Linked DNA regions of Homo sapiens: region 1 is linked to region 2. The links are chromatin loops, found by intact Hi-C in ENCODE. Cell type or tissue: endothelial cell of umbilical vein. All regions are shown on one strand. Links, peaks and the distances in the headings refer to the core of each region. The heading gives the core; the rest is flanking DNA. Region 1 has its middle 73 kb from the start of TASL. Region 2 has its middle 29 kb from the start of MAGEB1.

Region 1 (5,392 bases), core at 272-5,271, 230 kb after region 2:
CACTTGATTTGATCACATTATTTTGCAGGTGTCTCTACTTCAATTAATTGCATATTGGTGAAATGCATCATTTAAACTCAGTACAGAACTGAAGTATTCAAATGACAGTCTCTTCAGTATAATTATTCCACGTAAGTTGGAGTGCTGACAAAATGTTGTCCTTTATTTTTTTAAAATAATAGCTTCAAGTATATCCAAGATTACATAACATAAAAAATGTCAACAAGATATGACAAATATAAAATGAAAATGATGAGATTAAAACTTTACGTGTTTAATTTTTCTCCATAGATTCACAGCTAGTTTTTCTTATGAAGTCAGGTTACAAATTCCCAATGTCCTATACAGTTTTTTCAGGCTGATTTGAAGAACAAAGGAAAGTATCTTAAGAAAAGCCCCATAAAGACACGGTATTTTTGCTGATCAGTAAGCTAGATGTAGATCTGTAAAAAAAACACTGACTTTCTTTAATTGTTAAAGCAAAGAGAAGATGAAAGTTATTTGGTTGAACAAAGGAAATGCATAACTTATTCTACATACTGTATTTGAATACTAACTTGACTTTTTTTCTTATAATTTGATCTCTTACCTGAGTAGATATTGAAAATTAAATACCAGTATCCTTTCACTAAACTCAAAATGTGAAGAATGCCATCTTACTATTGGTTCATTCACTGACACAGCATCACACTGCTAAATTAATGTTTCATATAGTATCATAATAAGCAGTACTATTTATTGATCATTTACTCAGTGATGAGGCCTTTACATATAACATTGCTGTGGTAGACTGAATAATGGTTTTCCCATGTCCTGAACTTGTGAATGTTACTCTATGGCAGATTTGATTAAATAAGGGTTCTTGAGGTGGGGAGATTATCCTGGATTATCTGGGCAGATCCAATGCCATCAAAAGTGTCTTTATAAGAGAAAAGGTGATGCAAAAATGGAACTGGAGAAAGTTGAAGATGCCATGCTGTTGGCTTTGAAGATGGAGGAAGAAGAGGCCATGAGCCGCAGAAGGCAATGAATTCTCGTAGCTTTTAGAAGCTGAAAGAGGCAAAGAATGGGTTGTCCCTTAGATAAGCCTCCAGAAGGAACCAGCCCTGCCAGCATCTTGACTTTAGCCCGGTGAAACTGATTTTGGACTTCTGGCCTCCATGACTGTAAGAGAATGTATCTGTGTTGTTTCAAGCAACTAAATTTGTGGGAATTTGTTACAAAAGCAATAGGACACCAACACAATTTCTAATTTCAGAACTACTCTGGAAGGATGGTATTATTGCTATACAACTACACACACGTTTATCAGATGAAGAAAATGAGACAGGAAGAGAGATTAAAACAATAAATAACTAGGCAATGTACACAGCTACAGAATGATAGAGACAAGCTTGGCAGCTAGGTATGACTTGAAGTCCACAGACCATTCTCCTCTATCATACTGGCTAATATGAACTGTCAAGGCATATTTCACTGTGTATTGTCCTAAAAATTTCTTCTCCTGTTAATAAATAAAAAGAAGCATATCAAAGTGTCCTATTTACATGTATTTATTTTAAAGGGAAAGTATTTGTTCAAAACAATGGGCTGATTGAACCATATACTTGCAGGGTTCTAGTGTGTTTCCATAAGGAGGCTTTTATATTCCAAATGAAACTCTTCTATCCCTATAGATATGGGAAATATAATGCAGCTAGCAAGAATGGATTCTGGGCTGGGCACAGTGGCTCACGTCTGTAATCCCAGCATTTTGGGAGGTTGAGGTGGGCAGATCACTTGAGGTGAGGAGTTCAAGACCAGTTGGCCAACATGGTGAAACCCCATCTCTACTAAAAACACAAAAATTAGCTGGGCGTGGTGGTGCACGCCTGTGGTCCCAGCTACTCGGGAGGCTGAGGCGGGAGAATCACTTCAGCCCAGGAGGCTGAGGTTGCAGTGAGCCGAGATTGCACCACTGTACTCCAGCCTGGGCAACTGAGTGAGACTCCGTCTCAAGAAAAAAAAAAAAAAAAAAAAAAGGATTCTGCATGAAAACTCCATGGAGAGGAATTATAAACCAAAGAGTAGCTACTCCTAATGAAAGCATTGCAGAATTGGTAAGGAGCTTGGCCTCTGCCTGAAGGTTTAATATTTCTATGAAGGTGCTTTATAGTGGACGCGTGATACGCTCCTCATCTAGGTTTCACAGGAGTCTCTCCCTTGCCAGCTAAATTAAAATTCAAAAAGAATTTTCCAGAAATATATTACTTGCGGTTGCATTTTGTAATGTTTGAGAAGTGCTGAATTAAAAGATGTATTAATAAATCTTAGAAGCATAGAATGAAGCAAATAGTGAAAAAGTCAAATGTTTTATTTAATTATGATACATTTATCCAATGTGTATGGGTTCCCTTCAAAGCCCCTGGAAGATCCTGGATTCTGTGGGAGATTACTAGATATTTTGTGATTTGATCTTTATTCAAATGAAATCTTATAACTTCTTCTACCAGAAAGATTTTGACAATTTTAATGGATGCATTTCAGTAAGTTATTGAAACATCAGCATAGGAGGTAGTTTTAAACATTTGCAGAAAAGCATTTAGAGATTAGTCTGGTAAAATAGTGACATCTCGTGGCAAGAATTGGTAACAAAATCTCTAACGTTAGAAAAAAAATCAATGTAAGGAAGCCAAGTAAAATGGAAGGGGAAAAAAACACTAAATTTTTGTTCTTGTAGATAAAATGAATTGTTCTCATTTTAGCTTTTGGTTGTAAGAAAAAAATTCTGGGGTTTTGACTTATATGTTTCATACTAACAAAGACGAAAGAGTTTAATTTGGAAAATAAAAGCCCTCCTATGGAATAGACCAGGGTGCTGCAAATAATTTATTCCAACTCACTGTTTAGAACAAAAAATATTCTACCTTTGAAGTTCATGTAACAAGAGAAACTTTGATTTGTTTCTACTTTTTAAATAAAAATAGAGGAAACATGTTTTTCCCTTTAGTGCCCATAGCAGATGCTCTTGGAGATTTTGTCCATGTTTCCTCTGCTGACCCTTTGTGGCTCGGGTGGACTGAAATACATTGCATGCATTATGTCTGCCTGGGGTCTATCTCTGGCTGCAGAAATGAGTCCTGCCTGTGCTGGGCAGTCAGGAATACCTGGAAGTTAGCAACCCCATGAACCACTCAGAAGCAATGGGGCAAAGGGATAAATAAATGCCTCAGCTTCTTCCCCCACCCCCTTAGTGGGACCATTCTGAATTGTTTTCTACATGCTCTCTCAGGAGGACCTCAGCGGAACTAAACTCCAGCTGCCTACAACAGTAATTTGCACCTTTTATTGTCTTTCCTCTATTCCTAACTCCTTCTCTACGCTTCCTGGCGTCACTACCAAATAAACTATGTGCATTCAAATCATTGTCTCAGGGTCAGCTTTTGGAGAAATCCAAACCAAAACAACAACAACAAAAACAAACAAACACCCAGTGATGTACCCAAGCTGTATATACACACATGTAAATGTGTTTCAAAGAAAAAAAAAATGAGTTCTAAGCATTTTTACTAGTTTAATTAGCAACACATCAAAATGAAAAGAACAAAGACAAGTCTAGCCTATTTTGGTTTTATTGCAACAGTAAAGCCTTTTACAGCTGCTGGCAGCCCTGCTGCTATTCCTCTGGGGTCCTTCTCTTTATGAAAATGGAAGTTCAACATAGGGGAATTGCCTCAGTAAGGAAAGAGGGCATCTCTACTCCAGGGATTTTGTATCCATTCTAAAATCCCTGTAAGAAAACTTGAACTGGGTGCTGAGAGCTGGTTGAACCAATTAATTTACTAATTGGCTCAGGAATAATATATTAAGATTGCATACTTGAAGACCCAAGAATTAGAAATGTATCTTAGAAAATCTATTCATTCATTAGGAGTTGTCTTTTTTTTTTTTCTTTAACAGCCAATTTAAGCCAATTTAGTCAACTATTTTTCTTCACTTTCAAGGGCATGTGAGGGGCAGAGAGACCAGTGAGTATCTCAATATTTTACACAAAACAGATCCCAGCCCAGGAGGTAATATAAAAAAAGATGGGGGTGCGGCTAGTAAGCACTTTGACCATCAATCACACGTAAATTTCAACCTCTGGCCACAACTTTGCATCAAAAGTCAATTTATTCCGACCTGATGGCAATGGAGGGGCAAAAAAAGCTGTTTTATTTTGGCATGTGGAAAATTACAAAATAAATCTCAAATGTATTCACCTGAACTCTTGGTCACAAACAAGTCAAACATGCTAACTACAGCATGTGACTAATAGCACTTTATATACCAAGTGATGTTGGTAAAGTCATGTTTTTATTTTCCTTTAAAAGAAAACAATTTCCAAGCCAATTATTCATCTTCTCAAGTAGTAAATTTATGAAGTTTGGCGGTCATTAAACTAAAAAAAAAAAAGAAGAAGAATTGATGTGTCCCGAGTTTCAGAACAATAAATGCCTTTTTTAAAACTACCATATATTCTAAAACCAAATCCCCATCTTCAAATCTATGAGTGCATCCTATTTTATTAGATTTCAGAATACCAGAGTATCTTTCTCTCTGAAAGTATAATATTAATAGCGAGGCATTGTGCCTAATATTTTACATGTATGATTTCATTTAATGCCTATGACACTGTGGTACAGTTATTGTGATTACATACATTTTACAGACAAGAATGCTGAATATTTAGGAAAGTTGCCCAAATTCAAGTCTGTCTAACTGCAAACTCAAGCCCAACCAGGTATCACTGCATTATAAACAAACACAAAATCTCAATGGCATATCACTGAGAACATTTATTTCTTACATGTCTGCACATCAGCTGAACTACCTCAGTTCAATTATTCTTGGTTGAGCTCAGTTGAGTGGCTTCAAGCTGCAGGTTGAATCCACCTCTGCTCCACATGTCACTCAACCCCGTGGGATCAGCAGACTAGCTGGACCATGGTATTCTCGTGGTGATGACAGAAATGCAGAGGGTAAATGAAACACACAAGGTCTTATAAGGCTTAAGCTCAGATCTGACACAGTGTTACTTCCATCCACATCCCATTGGCCATAGCAAGTCAGGTAACCAAGCCCAAAGTTTAGGGGTAAGGAAGGAAGTATATTCCTCTTTTAGTGGAAGGACATGCAAAGTTACATAGCAAAGAGTGTGGATATAGGAAAGGATAAAATGTTGGAAACAAAAATTCAACATAACCCACTCACTATGTCAGTGGGCTTCCGTAGTGGCATAATCTTTCATAAATCATTTGAGATGTATGTGTCCACAGTGAGGAAAGGGATGGCTTAACATTCTGATATACTCTGGAATGCTGAAAGAATATTAAATCTGATCAATTAAGCAACAGAGGTGATATGTCTCTAA
Region 2 (5,392 bases), core at 261-5,260:
CACCAATCTTCATTTGCTTCTAACTCAGAGTCTGGAGAAGCTAAAAAAAAAAAGTTACAATGAGAGCGGAAGAAGCTGTGGCCCCAGCTGCTGCCCATATCAACAAATAAACCAGTGCAGCCACACAAACATGAGTGGGCTACATCAGGTATGAACTGACATAGACTGATATGGTTTGGCTGTGTCCCCACCCAAATCTCATCTTGAATTGTAGCTCCCATAATTCCCACGTGTCATGGGAGGAACCCGGTGAGAGGTAATTGAATTATGGTCTTTCCCATGCTGTTCTAGTGATAGTGGATAAGTCTCATGAGATATGATGGCTTTATAAAGGGGAGTTCCCCTACACAAGCTCTCTTGCCTTCCACCATGTAAGATGTGACTTCGCTCCACATTCACCTTCAGCCATGATTGTGAGGCCTCCCCAGCCATGTGGAACTGTGAGTCAATTAAATCTCCTTCCTTTATAAATTACCTACTGTTGGAGGGAATGTAAATTAGTCTTTTGTCTTTATTATAAAAGTCATAAATATTATAAAAACTGAAGCGAGGCAATATCTCACTGTGGTTTTGGTTAAAATAATATTCAGCTATAAAAAAGAATGGCATCCTGTCATTTGCCACAACATGGATGAACCTGGAGGACATTATGCCTATAATAAGCCAAGCACAAAAAAATAAATACTTCAAGATCTTACTCATATGTGGAATCTTAAAAAAAATCTATAAAGGAAATTAATACATCTTTATAAGCAGCGTGAGAACAGACTAATACATAGACCTTCGAGAGTAAACATGGATACTGCTTCACTTCAGTCTTGTATGTCTCACGCATGCCACACTTGCAGCCACAGCTAACTGAAAATATACAGGGAAGGGAATTCTGGAAAATGTAACTCAGCTTAGCCAAGTCGACCATGCATTACACAGCCACTACAATAGGTTTCGGGCAAATACAATAAAGGGTATGAGACTACATTCTTCTTAAACCTACCTCCACTGCAGAATTTTGTGGTGGAGACTATAATTTGCAGAGAAAAGATAAGCATGAGTCTAGCATAAAATTGCCACATTAAAGAGATGCTTAGGTAAAATTTCAATAAGCCAATCACAAAAAGTGTGTTTTATGGCAAATGGCAGTTTTAGGGTTTAAACCTTTCAAGGCAGTGAAAACTGACAGTGGTTCTTCTGAACAAAACAAGTTCTGATAGCTCAAAATGTTACAAATACAGATATCTCTTTGGTTATACTGGTTTCATTTTCTTGGGATATATCCCCAGTAGTGGGATTGCTGGTTCATATGGTAGTTCTATTTTTATATCTTTGAGGAACCTCCTTACTGGTTTCCATAATAGCTGTACTAATTTACATTCCTTCCAACAGTGTGTGAGGGTTCACTTTTTTCCACATCCTCAACAACACTTGTTATCTTTTCTCTTTGTTTAAAAAGTCATTCTAACTGGAGTGAGGCAATATCTACTGTGGTTTTGGAAGGGAAAAACACACACTGGGGTCTGTCGGGGGCAGGGGGTTATGGGGAGGGAGAGCATCAGGACAAATAGCTAATGTATGTCGGGCTTACTACCTAGGTGATGGGTTGATAGGTGCAGCAAACCACCACAGCACACGGTCACCTATGTAACAAACCTGCATGTTCTGCACATGTATTCCCGAACCTAAAATAAAATAAATTTTTTTAAAAAGAAAATAGATTTATTAGTTAACTTATAAAGAGATTAAAGAGCTTGAAACAAGTAAAAAAAATCTCACTGTGGTTTTGATTAAAATACTATTCAACTATAAACAAGAATGACATACTGTCATTTGCCACAACGTGGATGAACCTGGAGGACATTATGCCTGTAATAAGCCAAGCACAGAGAGACAAAGACTGCAAGATCTCACTCATATGTGGAACCTAAAAACATTAATCTCATAGGAGTAGAGAGTAGAATAGTGGTTACAGAGTCTGGGGAGAGAAGTGGTATAGAAACTAGGGAGAAGTTGGTCAATAGATACAAAGTTACAGTTAGATAGGAGGAATAAGTTCTGGTGCTCTATTACACAGTAGGGTGACTATAGTTAACATTAATGTATTGTATATTTCACAATAGCTAGAAGAGAAGATTTTGAATGTTCTCACCACAAATATTAGAGGTGATGGATATGCTAATTACCTTTATTTGGTCAATATATAATGTATACATGTATCGAAACAATACATCGTACCCTATACATATGTATAATTGTGTGTCAATTTAAAATAAAATAAAACTTTAAGAAATACCATTACACTCATATTCCCTTCTTTGCTGTTTCCCAAAGTTTATGTGCTACTTGTAAAGTAGTCATGACTCTGAATTTGGATTCTGGTGGCAATTCACAGAACAGTGGAAATATAATGGATCAGCATATCAGAGACCTGCGTTATAATACTACCTTTGTGATTCAATTTTGGGCTTCATCTTCATGCACTCTAAATAGTGGTTTGGATGGTCCTTAAGATCTTTTCCAATTATTCTATTATGATTTTGTGCCTTAGCACTTGGTATTCTTGGGGATACCATAGGAATCTTTCAGAATTCCACAATCCTACTTAGAGAATCTTGAAATCAGGAAGTAGATTGAATATTGGGAATATTTGGTTAGAAAAAGACAGCAACATTTCTCAATCTTACACAGCCAGATGGCAGTGTTGCTTCTTGAAAGATAATATCAGCGGTTTGTAGGTTTGGGGCTTGACCCTTAGCATTTATTTTATTATTTTACTGAATCCTATCTAGCTGCACCTATTTATCCCCAGTCATGTCAATGGAGCAGCAACAAGGCCTGATTCCTTACTTTTTTCAAGTTTCTTTACTCTTTTTTTTTTTCCTTGAACACATCTCTGATTCTCTGGAGGAATATTTGTCTAAAAGAAAGACTGTATGAGGAAGAATTAAAACAAAGTTCCTGGCTGTCCTTCCTGTGAAAAGACTCATTATCAGGGAAGCAATGGTAGTGTCTTTGCAACAGAGTCCATGGAAATGGATTTAAAATCTATAGCAAAATAATACAAAAAGCAGTTTAGTCCAATCCCTGTGACTGCAGGGTAATTAGTAAAATCCAGATTAATCAGAAACTTGCTAGGCAGCGGGGTGATTTGACTAACAGTCTGGGAAGGTACAAAATAACTGGGTAATGAAGTGGAACCAACTATAATGTGCAAGATTGCTCCTGGGATTGTACTGAAATCCATTATTTAGACAGGTGCTGTATCTTGTGGGCAAGAGATCTTTAAAGCTGGAAATATTGTATCTTTTCCATCTGATTCTGCTTTATGCCCCCATGAACCAAAGGTTGAAGGGCAGCATTAGAGAGGGGAAGGTTTTAGGAAAGTCTTTCCAGATCCAGTCTGGTACTTGTCATCAAAGATGGAGAATATATTACTCTAGGCCTTTGTCACACATCATCTTATCTGATTTTCATGAAATATAAACCCTGTTTGAAGCAAGAAGACCAGTTGTCATTTTCACTTTTTCATAAGTGATAAACCTGAGGCTCCAAGATGTGAAATACTGGATTTAAATGCAGATACTAACAGCATATAAAGACAATTTTTTTTTCAATAGTGATGCCTATGGGAGTTTCCAGGTATCTATACCCAGGCTGCAGCTGCAAAATCCTCTCTTCAATTTTGTTCAGGCAGAGTGGAAAAGTCCATGCACACATTATCGGGCAAATCATCAGCTTCACGGATGACATGAGGACATTTTTGTCCAGGTAAAGTTCTCAGAGATAAATAAGTGCAAACAACATCCACTGCTTATTAAAAATAAGAAATTTCACTCTAACAGGAAGAGTTAGCCTTAGGCATGAGGGAAGTAGGTGTCTGCCTATGTAGCAAGATTTAGGAAGCATCCAAATGACTTCTTCCTCTTCCTTGATACAAATTCAAATAAATCGCTATCCCTTCTATTGCCATTCTTCCAGGTGAGAATGGGTACATAGGACCAGAGGTAGAAGGTGTCATTCTTACAGCACAGCATAGACATGCTAGGTCAAGTAGATGGAATGGAACATTTGGCAAAAACAGAGAAGACAAAGAGACAGAAAGCAAATCTCCAGGCTTTGAGACTTGAAACACGAGCAGAGTCTAATTCAACTTCTCAATAAGGGATCAGCAAAGAGAAAAGCATCAATAACAACAACAGTAATAAAATTGATTCTTTAGAACTTGCAAAGCACTATGCCAGGTAGCATGAAGGAAAAAAATAAGAAAAACATTGTTCTTCCCTCAAGGAATTTGCATCTTACCTTGAGCTTACCTTACAGTTATTTAATAATTATTTAATCATAATTTTAAAAATTATATTATCTTGGACCGTACTGAAATGATGCATATATTTTCTTATTCTCTAACTGACCCATATATACAATCAGCACATGAAGGTGGGGTGGAACAGGTAAGAGTAATGCATTCCCTGAGAATTTAGATATAGGCATACCTTACTTTATTGTGTTTCACTTGAGAGATAACACATGTGCATATAAAACCACACCTAACTATCAAAGACAGTTCACTACAGAGGTGAAATGGCTGATCTCAGAGCAGAGACACGCCTGAGCCCAGTAAATACAAAAAGATGCTTTTTGCCTTTTTTCCTTAATGTTTATTTTGTGATTTGGGAATTTTTTTCTGAGGTTAGACTGCAATATTTTGGAAGAGGGTAGTAAGAGTTGAAAGATTTTTTTTAACTTAAAATCAAAATCAAAATACTCTCATTTTTCCAGTGTCCTAAACTACGAACTACATAACACAACTAGCAAGAATTCATTGAATGTCAGTCATGGGTGAGATGTCTTATATTTGTGTAGCATTTAAGAAATCACAAAAACACACATATGTTTCTGTTTTCTCATAATTTCTCATGTATTCTTATAATTTCCCTGTAAGGTAGGTAGGGCAGAACTTACTCTGGCAATTTATGGTTGAGACCCCACACTGTCAAAGACAAAGGCAATTTGACCACACTGACGCTTAATAGATGGTTCTGCCATCAAGGGCCCTTGCCCCTGTGGAAATAGAGACATACGCAAGTCCCACACATTTAGAGAAACAACAACAAAAAAATTGGGATGCAGTAAAATTAAAAAGCACTGGTCTATGAACCAGAAGATTTTGGTTGTGCCCCATTGGCACTGTTCACAATGAGTGAACCTGGAGAAGTTACTTGACTTCTTGGGATCCTATGTTTTCATTTGTAAAACAAGGCAACAGCTTGCTTCAAGAGGTTACAAAGAGGTTCAAATTAAATGTTATATGTGGATAGGCCTTAGAAACAGGAAAGTTCTACGTAAATGTGTGGCATTAAAAGGCAAAAGAGGACAAGATGTAATTACCCACACCTGT

The links. A loop is a pair of places that touch in the nucleus more often than their neighbours do. Peaks named below come from ENCODE experiments on the same cell type or tissue, not always from the same donor. Only the 100,000 strongest peaks of a DNase experiment are listed, where the experiment ranks them.
Region 1: it touches region 2 in a loop (29-fold over the local background); 53 of 110 quality-filtered maps call a loop at or near these places.

What each region holds. Positions count from the first base shown.
Region 1 is chrX:30,501,908-30,507,299 of GRCh38, forward strand. No RefSeq gene overlaps it. Among named protein-coding and RNA genes, the nearest start is that of TASL, 73 kb to the right of the region's middle. In endothelial cell of umbilical vein, for the core only: no CTCF peak of the experiment used is centred there; a DNase peak (open chromatin) is centred at 2,574.
Region 2 is chrX:30,273,015-30,278,406 of GRCh38, forward strand. No RefSeq gene overlaps it. Among named protein-coding and RNA genes, the nearest start is that of MAGEB1, 29 kb to the left of the region's middle. In endothelial cell of umbilical vein, for the core only: no CTCF peak of the experiment used is centred there; no DNase peak of the experiment used is centred there.